3 separate regions of the Mus musculus genome follow, and all the other regions are linked to region 1. A link is a loop called in an ENCODE intact Hi-C map of the cell type or tissue named here. Cell type or tissue: gastrocnemius. All regions are shown on one strand. Links, peaks and the distances in the headings refer to the core of each region. The heading gives the core; the rest is flanking DNA. Region 1 has its middle 88 kb from the start of Mir504. Region 2 overlaps Fgf13 (fibroblast growth factor 13). Region 3 overlaps Fgf13 (fibroblast growth factor 13).

Region 1 (6,260 bases), core at 437-5,436:
TGTCCTTGTGCAACAGAAGAAACTCTGCTTCCTATACCTACAAGAGATCCTTTCATTATTTATTTTACCCAAATATAGCAATAAATAGATTGTGGGAGTTTGCTCTGATTGGCCCAGCCACTAATGACCAGTGAATTATTTTTCTTCTGTGATCTGTATGCCAGTGTTCCAGCCCAATTGTGGTCATTGACACTATAGACATTATGATATCATTGGTATCCACTGAACTCTGCCTAGAGATGTATCTGCTAGGGAGTCGGTTATACTAGTGAGTAGACCAAAATATAACAACAGAATATATAGTAACATGTAATGTACATGAGGATTGTCACATTTTGATGATAAAGTTGAAATTTTAACAGCCACTTTGGAAAAATCAGGCAATTCTTCATAAAAGTGAAACATATACCTACGCAATTGAAATTCTCATCACTATTTTAGTCATTTATTTAGTAAAATAAAATATGTCTGTACATAAAATTGTTCAACAAAATTGTGTAGCATTTGAATTCATATTCATAATAACCCAAGCTACAAATGTTCATTTTTTCAGCAATAGTAAAGTGGGTAAACAACTTATATTGATGGACTACTGATAGACAACAATGAACAATCAATGACAAACAGAATAAATTATATATATACAACAAAAACCAAAGAAACACATAAGAACAGGCACTCGGCTGAGTGAGGAACCATATACAGGAGCATTGCCATATGTGAACATGGACACTCAGCTCTAGAAGGGGTAGAATTCTTTTTTCTTAGATTCATATTATTTATATGTGGTGAGTATGATGTATGTCTGCATGATGTATGTGAACGACTTTTGTGCCTGATGCCCACAGAGTGCAGAAAAATTGTATCAAATCCCCTGGAACTGGACATTTGGGTAGCTGTGGATTACCATGTAGATACTAGCAACTGAACATGGAATAAACAGTGTGTTCTTAACTGCTGAACCAGGTCTCCATTCCGAAGAAGCAGTGTTCCATTTTCTCAAAGAGATACTAGGGTTCCATCTGGTTAGGCAAGTAATTGTTTTTCTCTTTGTTTTCTTTTTTTATTAGATATTTTCTTCATTTATGTTTTAAATGCTATCCCGAAAGTCCCCTATACCCTACCCCCACCCTGCTCCCCAACCTACTCACTCCTGCTTCCTGGCACTGGCATTACCCTGTACTGGGGCATATGATCTTCGCAAGACCAAGGGCCTCTCCTCCCATTGATGGCCAACTAGGCCATCCTCTGCTACATATGCAACTAGAGACACAGCTCTGGGGGGTACTGGTTAGTTCATATCATTGTTCCACCTATAGGGTTGCAGACCCCTTTAACTCCTTGGGTACTTTCTCTAGCTCCTTCATTAGGGGCCCTGTGTTCCATCCAATAGATGACTATGAGCATCCACTTCTGTATTTGCCAGGCACTAGCATAGCCTCACAAGAGATAGCTATACCAGGGTCCTGTCAGCAAAATCTTGCTGGCATATTCAATAGTGTCTGGGTTTGGTGGTTGAATATAGGATGGATCCCTGGGTGGGGCAGTCTCTGGATGGTCATTCCTTCTGTCTCAGCTCCGAACTTTGTCTCTGTAACTCCTTCCTTGCAATTAAAATGTACCCATTTTAAAATATGCAAATTTGATCCATATAAGAAATACTTGAATGCAACAATCAAGTTGCTTGTGTTTTAGGCATGAGTAGAAATAAGAGTAATATAACATTGAGAGCTAGTCAAGCTGTGTGAATGCATACATGTAGTTTCATTAATTTATTATTCTTTGTGTTTGAGATGATCTAAAAAATTTCCTAAAATGAATAAATAAAAAGAGAAAGCCCATTAATGGTCATTAACAGTATCTTTGTGTGAAAGTTTCCCTTGGTATGTTAAATAGCCCCTAATAATCTATTAGAAACCTGCATGAAATAGTGTTAAGTTGGTCTGGGTTTATTATGCAGCTTGTTAAATGAATGCACGCATGAACACACACACACACATGGGAGAGAGAGAGAGAGAGAGAGAGAGAGAGAGAGAGAGAGAGAGGAGGAGGAGGAGGAGGAGGAAGAAGAAGAAGAAGAAGAAGAAGAAGAAGAAGAAGAAGAAGAAGAAGAAGAAGAAGAAGAAGAAGAAGAAGAAGAAGAATATTAAATTACTTAGTCCAACACAAAGTGGTACTCTTTTTTTTTTCTGGTTAAGTCGTTTTTTGTTTTTTGTTTTTTTTTAATTGGGTATTAAAGTGGTACTTTTAAGCCAGGCTTTTTGGTATATGCCTTTAATTCCAACACTCAGGAGGCAGAATCAGACCGATTCCTGTAAGCTGAATGCCCGAGTGAGTTTCAGTAGTGTTTTAGCTGCATAGTGAGACTCTGTCTCAAAAATCAAAATAAAAATGTGGTTTACTTCAGATCATAGGACTTTAGGTTATTATTACCCCATCTGTATTTTTCTGCTTGTCACAAATATATAATTATGAGTATGCCATTTTTTATAATCATAAAAATTAAACCCACAAAAAATTGGATATTGTCAGGGTAGGGGCACACCCAGGGAAAGCACATATCCTCAGAGGATAAGGGATGGGAAATGGGGGATGGGCTATCATGACTACCCTCTGAAAGATCCAGCAAGCAGCTGAAAGAATCAGATGCAAATATTTGCACCCAACCAGTGGACAGAAGCTGCTGACCCCTGTGGTTGAATTAGGGAAAGCTGAAAGAAGCTGAGGAGAAGGGGGATCCTGCAGGAGGACCAGCAGTCTCAATTAATCTGGAACCCCGAGATCTGTCAAACACTGGACCACCAAACAGGCAGCATACATCAGGTGCTATGAGACCCCAAACATACATACAGTAGAGGACTGCCCAGTCTGTGTTCATTCAGAGATGAAGCATCTAACCCTCAAGAGACTGCAGGCCCCAGGGAGTTTAGATGTCAGGTGGGGTGGGGAGTGGGAGCATCCACATGGAGACCGGGTTGGGTGGGGAGGAGCTGTGGGATGTGGAGCAGTCAGAGGTTGGATGTGGAAGGGCGGGGAATGGAATATGGAATCCTCAATATTTGTTGAAAACAAAAGGCTAGCTATCTTTAATAATATGTAAATCCTTGCTTATAGAAAAAATTGTGGCTACATCTTAAAGTACTTATTAATTTATTGATATTATTAACATTTAAGCATTTCTTTGTTCTAGGCACTTACCTCATCACTGTGGACACGGTTGCTCTCAAGACGCGTCTCTTCTTTATTAAAAGCTTGGTTATTTTATTTACATTTCAAATGTTATCCCCATTCCTGTTTTCCCCTCCACAACCCCCTATCCCATCCCCTTTCCCTATGCTTCTACGAGGGTGCTCCCCCACTCAAGTCTCCGGCCCCACTCCTTCAGCACCCCTCCTACACTGGGACATCAAGCCTCCACAGGACCAAGGGCTTCTCCCCCCATTGATGCCCAACAGGCCATCCTCTGCTACATATGCATCTGGATCCATGGGGACCTCCATGTGTACTCCTTGGTTGGTGGTTTAGTCCCTGGGAGCTCTGGGGGGTCTGGTTAGTTGATACTGTTGTCCTTCCTATGGGGTTGCAAACTCCTTCAGCTCCTTCAGTCTTTCCCCTAACTCCTCTATTCTCTATCCCTGCATTTCCTTTAGACATGAGCAATTCCGGATTAATATTTTTAAGATGGTTGAGTAGCCCCATCCCTCAACTGAGGGCCATGCTTAACCACAGGATATGGTCTTTGCAGGTTCTCTCTTCCCTTTGTTGGGTATTTCACCTAATGTCATCCCTGTTGGGTCCTGGGATGGGGAATCAGGTGTAGCCACTAGAAAGTCCCAGATGCCAAAAAAGAGTTTCCCAGGACAGTTTTCTTCTAATGAAAAGATTGTTATCCAAGCAAATAATTGAATGCAACTTCGAGTTTTCACTGTCATCAAGTTCTTTAAAGATAAAGTCCTCAGTACACAGGAGAGTATTTTAGTCTTACGGTACTTTGCTTTTGTAAGTGAATGTGATTAAAAGCAGTTTAAGTTGACAAGTCTAAACACATTAATTGTTGCAATTGAATGACTTCCTGAGATAACATGTGAAAATTACTACAGAAATGTATAGCTCCTAATGACCACATCCTAGGAACCCAGAAAACAGATAGTTTCCAATAGAAACACATATTTCTTTTATTGACAAAGATGAATTGTTGTACTATGACTCTCCTCTTTCTAATTTCCTGGCTTGTGACGATCAATCAATACTCCTTAGACAGCACCCATTTTATGCTCTGACAAGTGTTATTTTTTGGAGGCCATTCTTGAAGCTTTTTTTTTTTTTATTAATGAAAAGCAGTCTTGTAGCATCTTCAGCTACTTCCACTCTGTTTTCTGGCCGTGCTCCGTCTGGTTCTGCTATTACAAACAGCTGAAATTAGTACATTGTGATATTATGCAAAAGTGCTCTGACAGATTGAGCTAAGAATAGTGTGCATTGGTTATTTCACTTTGGCATATAAATAATTTGGCATTTTAAATGAAAGAATTTTATAGACATCAAAATATGTGTTTGTATTAGCAATGTCTTTTCTTAGGGATTTGAGGAATCACCTTGACACTATGGAGTTTGAAATGATGAATTGAGAAAGCAGACCTGACTCTTGCTCATGATGCCCTTTGGATTAAACATAGAGGCTGACTAACCATTTTCCATTCACTACAGCCAGAGAGGTTCTTAGTGTTGTTCCCTACAATTCTACAATTAACTAAACCGTGCCACACTGCAAAATGTGGTTAGGCCCCGATCTATAATTTCTTAATAACTTGGACAGAGACATTTGTACCATATAAAAAGTTTGCTCATGAAAAAAATGTGATATAGTCAATATACTAATAAGTATAATCAAGAGCCTTATATTTGCATGTAACAACAATTAATGAAACAGACATTTTCAATTTGAACGACAGCAAGGAAGGGTATATGTGGGGTTGGTTAGAGCATGGGTCTCAACCTAAATGATGCTGAGAACTTTTAACACAGGTCCTCGTATTGTGATGACCCCTTAGTTATAAAACTACTTTTGTTGTTACTTCATAGCTACTTGTTACTTTCTCTGTAAGTACATGCTATTGTGAATTATAATGTAAGTATTTTTGGAGACAGAGGTTTGCCAAAGGGTTTGTGACTCACAGGTTGAGGACAGAGGGACAAAAAGAAAGGGAAAATGATATTATATTATAATCTCAGAAATAAAGGAAAAATAGAAAAATAAATATGTTCCCTAGAAGTTGTCTTTATCACAATAGATTAATGTGGAAGAAAATGTCTAGAAAGGGTGTACATGTGAATAATTTTGTTAGGTACTCAGGATGGGATCTGTTACTTATGTTTTTGCTCAAGCAAGTAACTTTGTATTACAAGTTTTTAGTATTTTAAGTAAAACAAACAAAAACAAAAAACAAGAAGTGTCTGTTTCATAGAGTTCCTTTCTTAACTAGAAACATAGTGAGGCACTGTCAGTGGGATTCTCTGAAAACTGATGCTGGAGGAAATTATTCATGTGACTGGGTATGGGCATTCTTTATTTGGAAAGACTTGCCTTCAGTATTTCTCTGTTAGTTTTTGCTCTCTGACATGAAGGACGTTATTTAACCTTTCAAGCTTCTGTTTTCTTTTGTGTCAATGTGAATGATTAAAAAAATATATAATCAAACAGTACAGTACTTGGTATAGTAGCTGTTCTTCATGATACAAGGAAGAAGCTGTTTGGCAAACACTTTGAACAAAGATCACTTTCTGCTAATGATAACATTAATATTTCACTCATAAGAGTTTTTCAACACATGTGAGGTTTGTATTTCATTTTAAACATCTGAAAGTTACAACTTTCCAGGGAGATTGAAACTTATTTGTTTTATTGTTTCTCAGATTATAGTATACATGATCTCTTAGATATTGTATTCTAATAAGATGGTAGTCTTGATGCCTAATTCCAGGTTTTACTTTCATAGCTTTACTTTCATGTTTAGGACACTGAAAAGAGGATGTTCTCTTCATTTAGAAAATGTGGGATGCAAGCAACACTTCAATACTGCCCGGTCCACTCTCTTTGTATATATTCAGTAGCTCATCTTCCTAATAATCAAACTTGTCTTAGGATATAAAACAAGGCCCAGAAATTTTTGATTACATTTCATGTTTTGTTCCCTTCCTTTACATAAATACCAAAAATTCATAAATCATCATTTAGTAATCCAATAGCCCAATATTTGTGA
Region 2 (6,260 bases), core at 490-5,489, 53 kb before region 1:
TACCACTTTGGCCAACCTTGGACCATAGCTCTGGGTGTTGACCCTAAGGAAACCCTTCCCAGAAGATCTTGCCTCAGTTGATGCTACTATCTTCTTAATTACATTTGATTCTTTAGTCCCAGTTGACATATATCAGCTATCCCAACAAAGCAAAAGTTAAACTTCAGTGGATCTTAATTCAAAATATCAAATGACCCTATAGAGTTTTCCAGGCACTCTAAAAACGTCACTCGGAAAATTCACAAGCCAGGTCTCCATCATGTGCATTGATTTCAGGCCTATATTATCTTTTGTTCCCATAGCATCTCACTAAGCTCTGAACACTCAGTGGCTTTTCCAGCCCAAATGTTCCAAAATTCTTCCACAGTCCTCCCTAAAACATGATCAGATCTGCCACAGAAATATCCAATGACCTGGTACTAATTTCTGATTTAGTCAAGGCTACTTTCGCTGTGATAAAACACCATTACTACAAACAAGTTGGGGAGGAAAGGTTTTATTTTGCTTACATTTTCACATCACAGTTTATCAACAAAGGAAGTCAGGGCAGGAACCTAGAGGCAAGAATTAAAGCACAGGCCAGGGAGGAACTCTGCCACTTACTGGCTAGCTCAGCCTGCTTTCTTATCACACCCAGGAACAGAGCAACTCAGTACCGACACCCTACACACAGTGAGCTGGACCCTCCCACATCAATCAAGAGAATGCTACCATAAACATCCGTACAGTAAAATCTTGTGGGGGCACTTTCTTAATTGAGGGTCCCTTTTCCCAAATAATACTAGTGTATTTCAGGTGGACATTAAACAGCCAGAATAACTATTAAAATAAAACTGGGAGATGGTAATATTAGAGGGAGACATAGATAAGAAAGAGAGCATGCAAACCAAATAGGAGATGACAGTAGAGACTTGAACAACTACCCATCTCCTTACCCACACGTGCACACATGTTAAAATAAGTGTCACACTGTGTTTTACAGCTCATTTTTTGGAGCCAGAATACCTGATTCAAACTTCAGCTTCATTGTTCACTAACCAGATGGTTGGATTGTGTGTGTTTGGTTTAGTCGTTTGTGACAGTTTCTCAACTATGTAGCATTCTGGTCACAACTGGTTTCAAAATCTTGGTCATCTCCCCTCTGCTCCCCAAATGCCAGAATTCTAGACATTTGTCACCATGCCCCACTGTTAACCAAATGATCTTGAAATGTTACATACTTACATGTGCCTCATGATTGTCAGTTCAATATAAGAATATCCACTGTGTTGATGGCCCATGCCTGTTATCCCAGCACTTAGTAGCTAGCATAAGAGAGGCCTTAGAGTCCAGTTTGGGCTACCTAGTAATGCAAGAGCAGCCTAGGCTACAGTCAGACCTTATCTCAAATTTAAAGAAAAAAATGAGTTTTTATATTATATAGATATAGCATTTTTACAAGCACAAATTGTGATGTACATGGTGAGATTAATATTTAGCATCATGTATTCTGCAAGTATATGAGTATATGCAAGTGCCGTGATTTATAGCCCAACAATAATAATTGTTACCACTTATTGTACTGGAATCATGCAAATACTTTTCATCTTAAAGTTTTATTTTAAGATATGATGGAAATCAATGTTTTAAAGTGTGTAAAATATTGATATTAAGCTTTCATAGTATTTTATAGATTATATTTAAACTTCTGAGAGCTTTATTAAATGTGTTTTCATTAATCCTTGCATATAACACCGTGATAGAAGTTAGGCACTAAATTCCCTTACATGGGACTAAATGAGGACTAGAATTCACTGAATCTAGTCTAATGCACTCTGCCAAGTACTTATTTGTTTGTCTTAGTAAGCAAAAGAAAATATTTTGATCTGTTTTGTCTTTGTTTCTTTTCAGTTATTAAAAGGAAATCTTTTGATAAATAAAAATAGTTTATTGTGTTTAAGATACTATTATAAAAAATGTATTCACTGTGGAATGGCTAAGGTGAGATAGCTACCATGAGCTTTGCTTCCTGCCCTTAGAAGTTTTAAAGTGAGAATACCTAAGATCTGTTGTAGAATTTTTGAATACTACAATACATCAGTGTGTCCCTTTAAAGCCATTTTCCACCATCTCTGTGCTTTTCAGTGGCCATGTACAAGGAGCCATCTCTGCACGATCTCACGGAGTTCTCCCGATCTGGAAGTGGGACCCCGACCAAGAGCAGAAGCGTCTCTGGTGTACTGAATGGAGGCAAATCCATGAGCCACAACGAATCAACGTAGCCAGTGAGGGCAAAACGAGGGCTCTATAACAGAACCTTACCTTCAGGTGCTGTTGAATTCTTCTAGCAGTCCTTCATCCAAAAGTTCAAACTTATCAGTGAGGTTTACCAAACACACAGGCAGACTTCCCTATTCTCTCTGCCGTTATACCTTGTTATCACCCATATTAAAGCCCCATAATTTATTCTGAGCTTGTGCAAAAGAGTGCCAAGCATTATCAATGAACTAAACCTGGAAGAAGGACTGCCAAATTTTCTCATGATCTCACCTGTACTTTGGGGATAAATAAAACAGCAAAAATATTTAACAGCACAAATGCTGGTCAATTTGCTTCCCAATTAAGAAAAATTAAAAGACCACAGCTATTCTTAACAAAGCAAAACAACAAAACAAAGTTAACTGCTTAAATGTTTTGTAGGGGCAAACAAATTCTGTGAACTGTGCTGTTTTCTTGGCTTCGTGTTTTCTATCTCTGCTTGATTCAAATGTACTCTTTACTTTCATATAGTGCAACTTTATGATTTTTGAAAATTAATGGTTCTATTGACTCTGTCACTTAATCCATATTAACCAAAGGCAGGGTTGAATCTGAATTGGCATCTGAGGTTCAAGGTAACCGTGTTCTTATGGGTTTTCCTCTCTCGCACCCTCTCCTTTCCACCCTCCCTCTTTCTCTCTCTCTCTCTCTCTTTCTCTCTCTCTCTCTCTCTTTCTCTCTCTCTCTCTCTCTCTCTCTCTCTCTCTCTCTCTCTCTCTCTCTCTCTCTCCTTTTTTGTTGTCAATTAGAACTGTAGCATTCTGGTCAAGTTCTTGTGCTGTACTTTGTGCGTAGAAATTGAGTTGTATCGTCAATCCCAGTCAGTAAGATAAGTTGAAACAAGATTATCCTCAAGTGTAGATTTCTCTTAATTCCATTCGTGTATCATGTTAATCTATTGTGGCTTCTTGTGTAAAGACAGGAACTGTGGAACAGTGGCATTGTCTTTCGTGTTGTTCAAATAAGAAGTGTCTCACCTGTACATGTACAAGTCCTCCTGTCATTGGATTTGGCACGTGAACATTGTGAACAAGGCAATGTTAAGAATGGTTCCCCCTAAACAACATATATTATACCTGCTACTGGAAAAGTGTTTAAGACTTAGCTAGGTTTCCATTTAGATCTTCATATCTGTTGCATGGAAGAAAGTTGGAATCTTGGCATAGAGTTGCATGATATGTAAGATTTTGTGCATTAATAATTGTTAAAACCTGTGTTCCAAAAGTGGACATAGCATGTACAGGCAGTTTTCTGCCCTGTGCACAAAAAGTTAAAAAAAAAGTTGTTTAATATTTGTTGTTGTATACCCAAATACGCACCGAATAAACTCTTTATATTCATTCAAAGAAAAGGAAAACTTCAATGTGTGTTTATTATCCATTATGTGCTATCAACTATATTAGAAACTGGACTTAATACTAAAGTTCATGTATAAGGCCACTGACTTCAGACAAGCTCCAGTGTCTGTTCGCATGAACACTCTTTCAACTGTGTCTCTCAGCCTTCAACTTTCATATTGGTCCTCAAGAGTCCTCCTTGTCATTGAGCAATCAAACTGTGTGAGGATCTTTGAGCTAGTCATATGTTCTGCATTTAGTGTCACACCCCAACCTTTAGCTCATCTCATTCCTCTGTAGAAGAAAAAAAGCACAAGACTAAATAGCTAAGTCCTTTTCCATCTCAGAGAGTGTAAGGAAATTATAAGCATTCTTTCCTGGGGGTGCCTTTTATCTAGCTCCCCAGAGCTGTTTATGTGTGACAATGAAGGCTTTGGAGTACTCAACATGGCAAGAATGGAGCAAACCAAACAAAAGGTCGTGTTTCAAAGCAAACATAGCATACTTACCATGGCACAGTTTTTTCAGGGAGATAATTGTGCTGACTCCCAAAATGCTTGGGGCAAATTCAGCAAAATCCACTCACTGGTCCCAGCCCAATTGCTTTGTGGCTATGCCTGAAGGAGGTAAGACTGCTCGTCTATCTTGAACTCAAGATACAAACACTAGTAGACTCCATCTGCTCCCTCTGCTTGTCTCCCTTTGTCCAAGCTCTTCAAGTTTCTTTTTGGATGTTGGGGTTGCTGCTTATTGTCTCATTATTCAGGAACATACATCTATTGGTCATAAACATCAGCACTTCATTGGGTCAGGGAAGCTCTGCAAATACAGAAGGTTCAAAATTCCCAGAAAGAAACTTGAACTCTCAGAAAGGTTGTCTATGAGCTGTTTTGTTTTGTTTTGTTTTGTTTTGTTTTGTTTTGTTTTGTTTTGTTTTGTTTTGTTTTGTTTTGTTGAGACAAAAAGTCTTACTATGTAGGTATATCTGGCCTGGACCTCATTGTAGTAGACTAGGTTGGCCTGGGACTCACTGCAGTCCACCTGTATCTGCTTGGAGTTGTTTTGAAGAGGTTATATTTATTAAAGTAAACAAAGAATTCAAAACTATCTTTAAATAATGGCAGTGCTGCGCGGGTTCAACTGCATATATATTCACACATTCTTCATGGTGAACATGTTGATCCTACCATATGCTTCCTGAAATTTTTAAAAAGTAAATAAATAAAAAGGTTCCACGATGAAACAAAAGACTGCAAATACTGTTGCTTATTTGACTTTCACACACATCAGGATTGCCAGGGAGGTACAGAAGGCCTTGACTGCTGCCTCCAGTGGTAATAATAGGTCCGAGGCTCTACGTCTCTATTCAGTCCCTATGTGGTACTGAAGCTGCATGTTTTGCTCCTTGGATTAAAAGTGCCTGAGTCCATTCCATACTGCAGAACCCCAAGATAAGGAACTCTGCTTAACTTTGAAAAAAAATTTATATACAGACCTGATTATAGAGTCCTATTTTCACAGAGCACCTAATTAGCACAGCAGTAAAGGGGTAGACACTTTGGGTCAGTCCCCAAATCCCACCGTAGAGATTATACATTTGCATGGTTTTAAAGTGGCTCTAGGGAATCTCTAGAAGTGGGTGCTGGTCATAGTTTAAGAAAGGTAAAAACAGCAATAACAACAACCAATGTTCTATGCATAGTGGCATAGCACCTTACCTCACTTTACTCCCAAGGATTGTATATCCAACTCGTACATTGTATAGTGCCTAGAATCAAATGTGGGAAAGAACACTATTATTTTCTTCGTGCTAATAGCATTTCTTTGAAAGTAAAACAGTTTCACCAACCAGGAATTTTGTAGGTACTGCAAGAGGTCTCAGGTACATGTTTCCAACCATCTATTTGTGGAGAGGGTGAATATCTATTAAAATCATCATTCCATCTGTGGAGGCTGATTATAATAATTCTGTGCATAAGTGGTGGTAGACTCAGAACAGATAATCACTTCAAATTATTTCATCCTAAAGTGCCTGAAAAGCCTCATATGCTGAAGTGCACTATTAGTGGGTGAAATTGCTCTCCTCACTGGGACGTTTCAGAAACATCCAGCTTTATACCAACAATCTCAACAAGGACATCTATACATTGTCTATCATATTTTCCAAATGCTTTCTACCTCTATTTAAAGTGAGCTCCACATTTTAGGTACTGGTTATAGTACCCTAGCTAGTATCAAAACCTAGAATGGGCTGTAATGATTTCCAGTTACAAAAAGAATTGGTAAATTAGAGCTAGAATAAGACATTATAAACCCAAATTCATACTCATATTTATATAAACATAAGTTGTCATAACTAGTCATAAAATATAGCACTATGATATGGCCTGATGCATATATCTATCCTGGAATGAAAAATACCTGTCGGTAAATTATTTGGTTGCTATGCACAACTTCTCTATTACCTCAGGTGCACCTTCCCCCTTGATTAAGATTACTGTAGGTAACAGTGCACTAAAAACATTGCCAGTAATATTGGATGAGAGAGAAAGATTACATAGTATTCCTGGAGCCAAATAATCCATCTGCCCTAGCCACCTGATTAACTACGAATAAAAGCATATG
Region 3 (6,260 bases), core at 489-5,488, 65 kb before region 1:
ACCCACCTTAGTGTGCTGTTCATTTTACTAGGCTATCCTCGTCCTTTTCAGTTTATATAGAAGCACATAACCTTCATTTCCCTGCTGGTTTGTTGGATCTTTGCGAAATTTTTCAGAACTCCTAAGCTTTAATTTTCAGTCAGGAGCTTACAAAAACTATTTTAAAAGATTCAACCTACTAAGCTTGCGCTCCTGCTGACTACAAGTCCCTCAGAGGTCATTATTTTGCAAATGGATTTAGATCACATTCTAAAGTTATTACAGAGAGGAGCACTGCCACAAATTACAGAGCACCAGATATCATAGTAAAGGAAGGCTTAAATAGGGCATTTGATGTGTAGAAAACATTCTTGATACTATTTCTTTAAGACAGTGTCTTGCTGTTCATTTTTAGCTGGATAGCTCAAGGTGGGTTCAAACCATGGCAAGTCCCCTATTTAAGACTTCCAAGGGCTCAACCTACCAGCATATTCCAGCAGGCCCATCTAATCCCTGATACTTTTATTCACCTTTCAAACATGTATGTTAGGGCCTGGAGACATGGCTCAACCACTAGTGAGCCAGTGCTCTTTTGGAGGACGTAAATTTACCAGCACTCATGAAGGAAAACTCACACTGCCTCCAATTACAGCTTATGAGCCATAGCCCCCAACACACACATACACAATTTAAAATAAAATGTATCTCTTTTAAAAACCATGTAAGTCAACACTGATAGCTTGTGGATTTACTCCTCATAATAGACACATTTTAATAGATGACTGTTCTTTACTCAATTAAACAAATCTTTCTGCTGATTTCTGTTAAACAATGGAGTCCTTTATTAAGTTTAAATTATAATGTTGTTTTCTTACAATCTGAAACATTTTTTCTTTAATTGATTCATGTTTTTACAAATGGCAAAATTCCATCCTTTTGATAGCTAAATAGTATTCCATAGTGTGTATGTGTTCCACAATTCTTTCATCTTGTCTTCAGCTGATAAGCACTAAAGGTATACCCTTTTCTTCACTACTATGAGTTGTGTTGCAATAAACATCAGGATGCACATGTATGCCATGAGGAGTACTGGCTTCATTTCCTTTTAATGTCCTTTTGGTAGTTAGGTTGCCAGACCATATGATAGATCTATTTTAAGATTTTATTTATTATTGTATGTGTAATCTGTGTGTTTATGACATGGGGGGAGCTGCCAGGATGTACATTTCAAGGTCAGAGGACAGTTTTTAGGAGGCATTTGTCTTCTTCTGCCACAGATTCCAAGGACGAAAATTTATATCACCCAGTGTTCATTTCCAGTACTTCCACTAGAGGAACCATCTCGATGGACTTTAAAAGAAAATAAGGAGCATCCATAGTGTTTTCTCTAATAGCTGTACTAACTAATATTTGTACCAGTTGTGTGTTGGAGATCTCCATGCTGCGCATCCTCAGGGTTGTTTGTTATATTATGTCTTTGTGATAACCATTCTACCAGAGAGGAATGTGAATTACATTTTCCTGTGCCTGCTAACTAGTGATGCTGAGCACTGTTATATATTTATTGAACAGTTCTGTGACTTCTGAGAAATGCCTTTACCTATAATTCATACATACATAATCTCAATATCATCAACCCGTTTTTCAGATGCATAATTTGTAAATGTTTTAATCCCTATTCTGTAGGGTGGCTCATGTTCACTATCTCCTTCATTGTACAGAAGGTTCATGTGGTAGAATCTTGTTGCTTTTTGCTTTTGTTTATTCTACTTTTAGGCTAAGTATCAAAAAAATAAAAGACACAAGGTCAATAAAGCACAAGAAAAACATAGGACTAAATCATTTGTTTCATGGACCTTATGCCGTTTTTGATACTTAGCCTTATTTTAAGGTCAGACAATATAGTTCTTTTAAATTTTTCTCTCTCATTGGCTTAGATTCTTGGAGAAGGGGTGATTATACAGTTCTATACAAAATTTTGCTGCTTATCGACTTACTCATCATGTCTTGAGCAGCCTGCTTTCTTATAGAACCCAGAACTGCCAACCCAGGTATAGCACCACCCACAGTAGGATTACCCTTCCCTGCTCAATCATTAATTAATCATAGGGCCCCCAATGGAGGAGCTAGAGAAAGTACCCAAGGAGCTAAAGGAAAGGGCAGCCCTATAGGTGGAACAACAATATGAAGTAACCAGTACCCCTGGAGATCGTGTCTCTAGCTGCATATGTATCAGAAGATGGCCTAGTCGGCCATCACTGCAAAGAGAGGCCCATTGGACTTGCAAACTTTATATGCCTCAGTACAGGGGAACACCAGGGCCAAGAAGAGGGAGGGGGTAGGAGAGTTGGGGGGAGGGTATGGGGGACTTTTGGGATAGCACTGGAAATGTAAATGAAGAACAAAAAAAAGAAAATGCCATACAGGCCTACCTGGCTCTGTTTTTACATTTTAATAGGCAGAATAATCCAGTGCATGACACAGCTTGGTAGAACTGCAAGATACAGGGTAACCAGGACAAATCTGTAAGTGAACTCTGGAACTAAAACATTGTATGTGAGTCCTCATTGATAGTCCTAGTATTGTAGTTTTTATTGATGAACTGTAGGGGAAAAGCAATATTTTGCTGTTTTGTGAAGCCAACCTAGGGTAAATTAAAGTACCCATGAAATATCTTGGAATATAAAAATGACATCAAGAAATTTTGTTGTAACAGTATGAAGCAAAAACTAGCCCTATGTAATATTGTTAAGCATAATTTGCATTTCTTTTCAAATTCTTGCTAATTATCATGTGTACTTTTAAGTCCTTTTGTGGCATGGAATTTCACAAGGCCCATTTAAATACCTCTCTCTTTTTTAGTGCTGTGGAATACAGCACTGCAGCCATTTAAGCCTGCTGCAGACAGAAATAGAAAGAAAGAAAGAAAGAAAGAAAGAAAGAAAGAAAGAAAGAAAGAAAGAAAGAAAGAAAGAAAGAAAGAAAGACAGACGAAACAGTTTCCTGGGAACCAAGCTTTGAGGAGAACACTAATGCAAAGTATAATTTATCTGTAGCCCTAATTTGGGGTAGAATTATATTCTAATATATTATTAAGATACACATAGGCCAATCTTATTCCTTGAAATTGATCCCAGATGAAAAGGAACTCTGAAAATGAAAGAATATATGTTGCCCTGGCCTTCTGGTCATTTATTATCAGAAGAAAACCTATATTAGAGTTTCATTCATATACAGCTTCTCATTGAATCTTCTGGCAAACCATAATAAAGGTGATAGGACTGGTAGGTTTTTTTTTTTCATCATTTCACAAGAAAGGCCAATGTAATTCAAATGACATTTTAGATATTTGGACACTGAGAGACAACAGTGTAATTGTGTGCCTATGTCTTTGTTGCAGGGAGTTCTCTTTAGTCTTATTTTCAGTGTAAGCATTGTTTTGTCTTTATAACTTATTTTTTAAAGATTTTTGTAAACTTTGTGTGAATAAGTGTTTTTGCCTGTGTTAATGTATGCATACCACATGTATGCTTGGTGCTCACAAAGGCCAGAAGAGGACATTGGGTCTCTTGGACCTGGAGTTACATATAGCTGTAAACCACCATATATGTGTGCTGGGAACTGACTCTGGGTCATCTGCAAATGCAGACAGAGCTTTTCACTGCTGGTACATCTCCCCAGATACACTACTTTGTCTTTTGTCTTCTTCCCTCCCACTCTCCCCTTCTAAGTTTTGAAAATTAGATTTATCAGGCTTAGGAGATGGCTTATTTGGTAAAATGCCTACTATATAAGTGTAAGAACTTGAGTTTAGATCTGCATTGCTTGTGCAAAGTAAGTAGACACAGTGTATAGTTCTAATCCTAGCACTGGAGTTTGGTGATAAGAGGTGAATAGATTCCTGGAGCTCAGTAGCCAAGCATCCTGATGAACTATAGGTCCAAAAGAGCCTGTTTCAAAACAACTAGGTAGATAACCATCAAAGAAGACACCCAACATCAACTTCTATCTTCCCCTATAAATACCTGAACCTTCACCAATCAGCACATGTGCACACACCCACACGGACATGTACATACAACACACATGTACATGTTCTCTCTGTCTCTGTCTCTGTCTCTGTCTCTCTCTCTGTCTCTCTCTCTCTCTCTCTCTCTCTCTCTCTCTGTCACACACACACACACACACACACACACACACACACACACACACACACACACACACGATTCATCTCTTGGCTTCTTTCCTCATTAATCACTTTCTATTTCTACCCTAGTAGGCAAGTCTGTCATTCTTGTCTATCCTATGAAAGAGCCTTCTCTTTATTAGGAAGGTGTCATGCCAGAATTAACCTTTTTATTGAGTTTTTACAGGCCTCAAAGGTCTCACCATATGATAGTACACTTTACATATATTTTTCATCACTTATGAGTAGGTCATCTGCTGTAAATCAGGTGTTATATGAGAACTGCTCTCAATTTCTCTTAGTCCAGCATTTTTTTTATCATAACTTAATGTATTTGTTTGGCAACAGAACAGAAAGCATTGATTCCCTCTTTCTCAACTTCTTTCTTATTATGCTTTGAACTCAGTAATAATGAAGTTTATTTGCCTCAAATATTCCCTGGGAGAGAACATCAAAGCTCTGAATATAATAATTAGTCCTGGATTTTGGGATCACTGATGGAAGGGAGGTCTATCTAGGGAATATAGGTAGTTACCTTGCCACCCCATGAGTATAATTTATATCTTGAAATTCCATTTACTTATAAAAGAGCTGAAACTCTGATTTAAATGTATTCCTGATGTTCGGTATGCTTCAGAATCATTGACATATACAAATCAGACCTGCTTAAATAACCTGCACATTTTAAATCCAGAAAATTAATTATCATTAGAACATGGCTCAGGATTAGATGAATAACCCTTGGTAGTGACAGTAATTGCTAACCTAATTGGAGGATTAGTCCGCTGAAAGTGCACTGGCAGATAGAAGGGGAAAAGAGGTCACTGGGGACATTGAAGAGAAAGAAAAATCTTTTAAAAATGTTTATAGGACTTTTTGGGGGAAAAACATGTTTCAGGGATGTAAATAATGTTTCTGTTGATGTCCATGCATAAATGTAGAAACTATATTTTCTGTGTTCTGTACTCCCTGCTTTAAAAGTGTCACATGTTCATTAAACAAAATATATTGAAAAGCAATAGCCTATGCTAGAATATATGGCCTTGATGTAACAAACTCGTGAACAGTGAAGACATTCTTGCTATCCAGGTTTAATGTTACCAGTTTTTGTTGGAACTACTTCAGTAGACAATTTTGCTTCCCTAGATCCAAGAGTATCTATGCAGCCTACCTAAAAATATGATGTGGGGGCTAAATGTGTAAAAAGGACATTTACAGTCTGTGTGGCAGTCCTCAAAGCTTCCGATCCTGCTGAAATACAGACTCACATGTCCCACTGTCACCTTGCAGTGGTATAACAGCTTACACTTCAAGAGCACAGTGCGGGTAGGGGGATGAAAACTCTGTTTGCCAAATTACTTATTTTAATTAGAAAGGTATTTAATCTTGGTGTGTCTGCTTTAATACTGGAAATGTGCTTATAGAACCTGCCTGACAAATATACACAGAGATATTAAGCTGTGTTGTTTTAGGCCATGGTTCCTGGTAGTACAGCTATAAGCCTTACTAGCCTCACTTTAGAGCAGCTACTGTTCTATTCTAAGCCTCCTTTGAGCAAGGCTCCAACTCAAGCAGGTCAAGCATACTGTACAGTACCCGTGCTTTGCCACTGTGACTGTAGCAACGAAGCCAGAGATGCTTCTTTAGACTCTAAAAGAGAATAGCAGTTTAAACCAGTCTCAAGTTTTTGGTTCTTGGATAGTGTTTCAGGCACACCATTAGATCTTGGGGCTATGTGCGCATGAATCCAGGATGACCTGTGGTGCCTTAAAAGTCTATATTGAGACATTATTGCCCAAATTTCTCATTCCTTGGCTAAAATATGATCATAGTAACCAGTTAGTGTAGATTCCATATAGTTAAAAAGTTTAACATTCACAAAAAGAAACAAATCTGGAACTTGTAAGGGAATCGAATAGAAATCATAAACACAGAAGATATTGGAGACAAAAGATTTCATGAACTAAAATAAAATTTATCTGAAAAAATATATATGAGTATGAGAGGTAAACAATATTTAGGAAAAATAAATGTGTTAAAAGTTTTAAGATCCAAAGTCCCTTTTACTTTATACTCATATTAAGCAATTGTTAGG

Evidence for each region. A loop is a pair of places that touch in the nucleus more often than their neighbours do. Peaks named below come from ENCODE experiments on the same cell type or tissue, not always from the same donor. Only the 100,000 strongest peaks of a DNase experiment are listed, where the experiment ranks them.
Region 2: a loop joins it to region 1, with 7 times the contacts of the local background. A loop is called at or near these places in 2 of 42 quality-filtered maps.
Region 3: it touches region 1 in a loop (4-fold over the local background); 2 of 42 quality-filtered maps call a loop at or near these places.

The regions. Positions count from the first base shown.
Region 1 is chrX:59,006,430-59,012,689 of GRCm38, reverse strand. No RefSeq gene overlaps it. Among named protein-coding and RNA genes, the nearest start is that of Mir504, 88 kb to the left of the region's middle. In gastrocnemius, for the core only: no CTCF peak of the experiment used is centred there; a DNase peak (open chromatin) is centred at 3,459.
Region 2 is chrX:59,059,534-59,065,793 of GRCm38, reverse strand. It overlaps Fgf13 (fibroblast growth factor 13), which reads left to right. Exons shown (of 5, transcript NM_010200.3): 5 at 2,125-3,649. The coding sequence ends at 2,261. Among named protein-coding and RNA genes, the nearest start is that of Mir504, 35 kb to the left of the region's middle. In gastrocnemius, for the core only: no CTCF peak of the experiment used is centred there; no DNase peak of the experiment used is centred there.
Region 3 is chrX:59,071,411-59,077,670 of GRCm38, reverse strand. All of the region lies in intron 3 of Fgf13 (fibroblast growth factor 13), which reads left to right. Among named protein-coding and RNA genes, the nearest start is that of Mir504, 23 kb to the left of the region's middle. In gastrocnemius, for the core only: no CTCF peak of the experiment used is centred there; no DNase peak of the experiment used is centred there.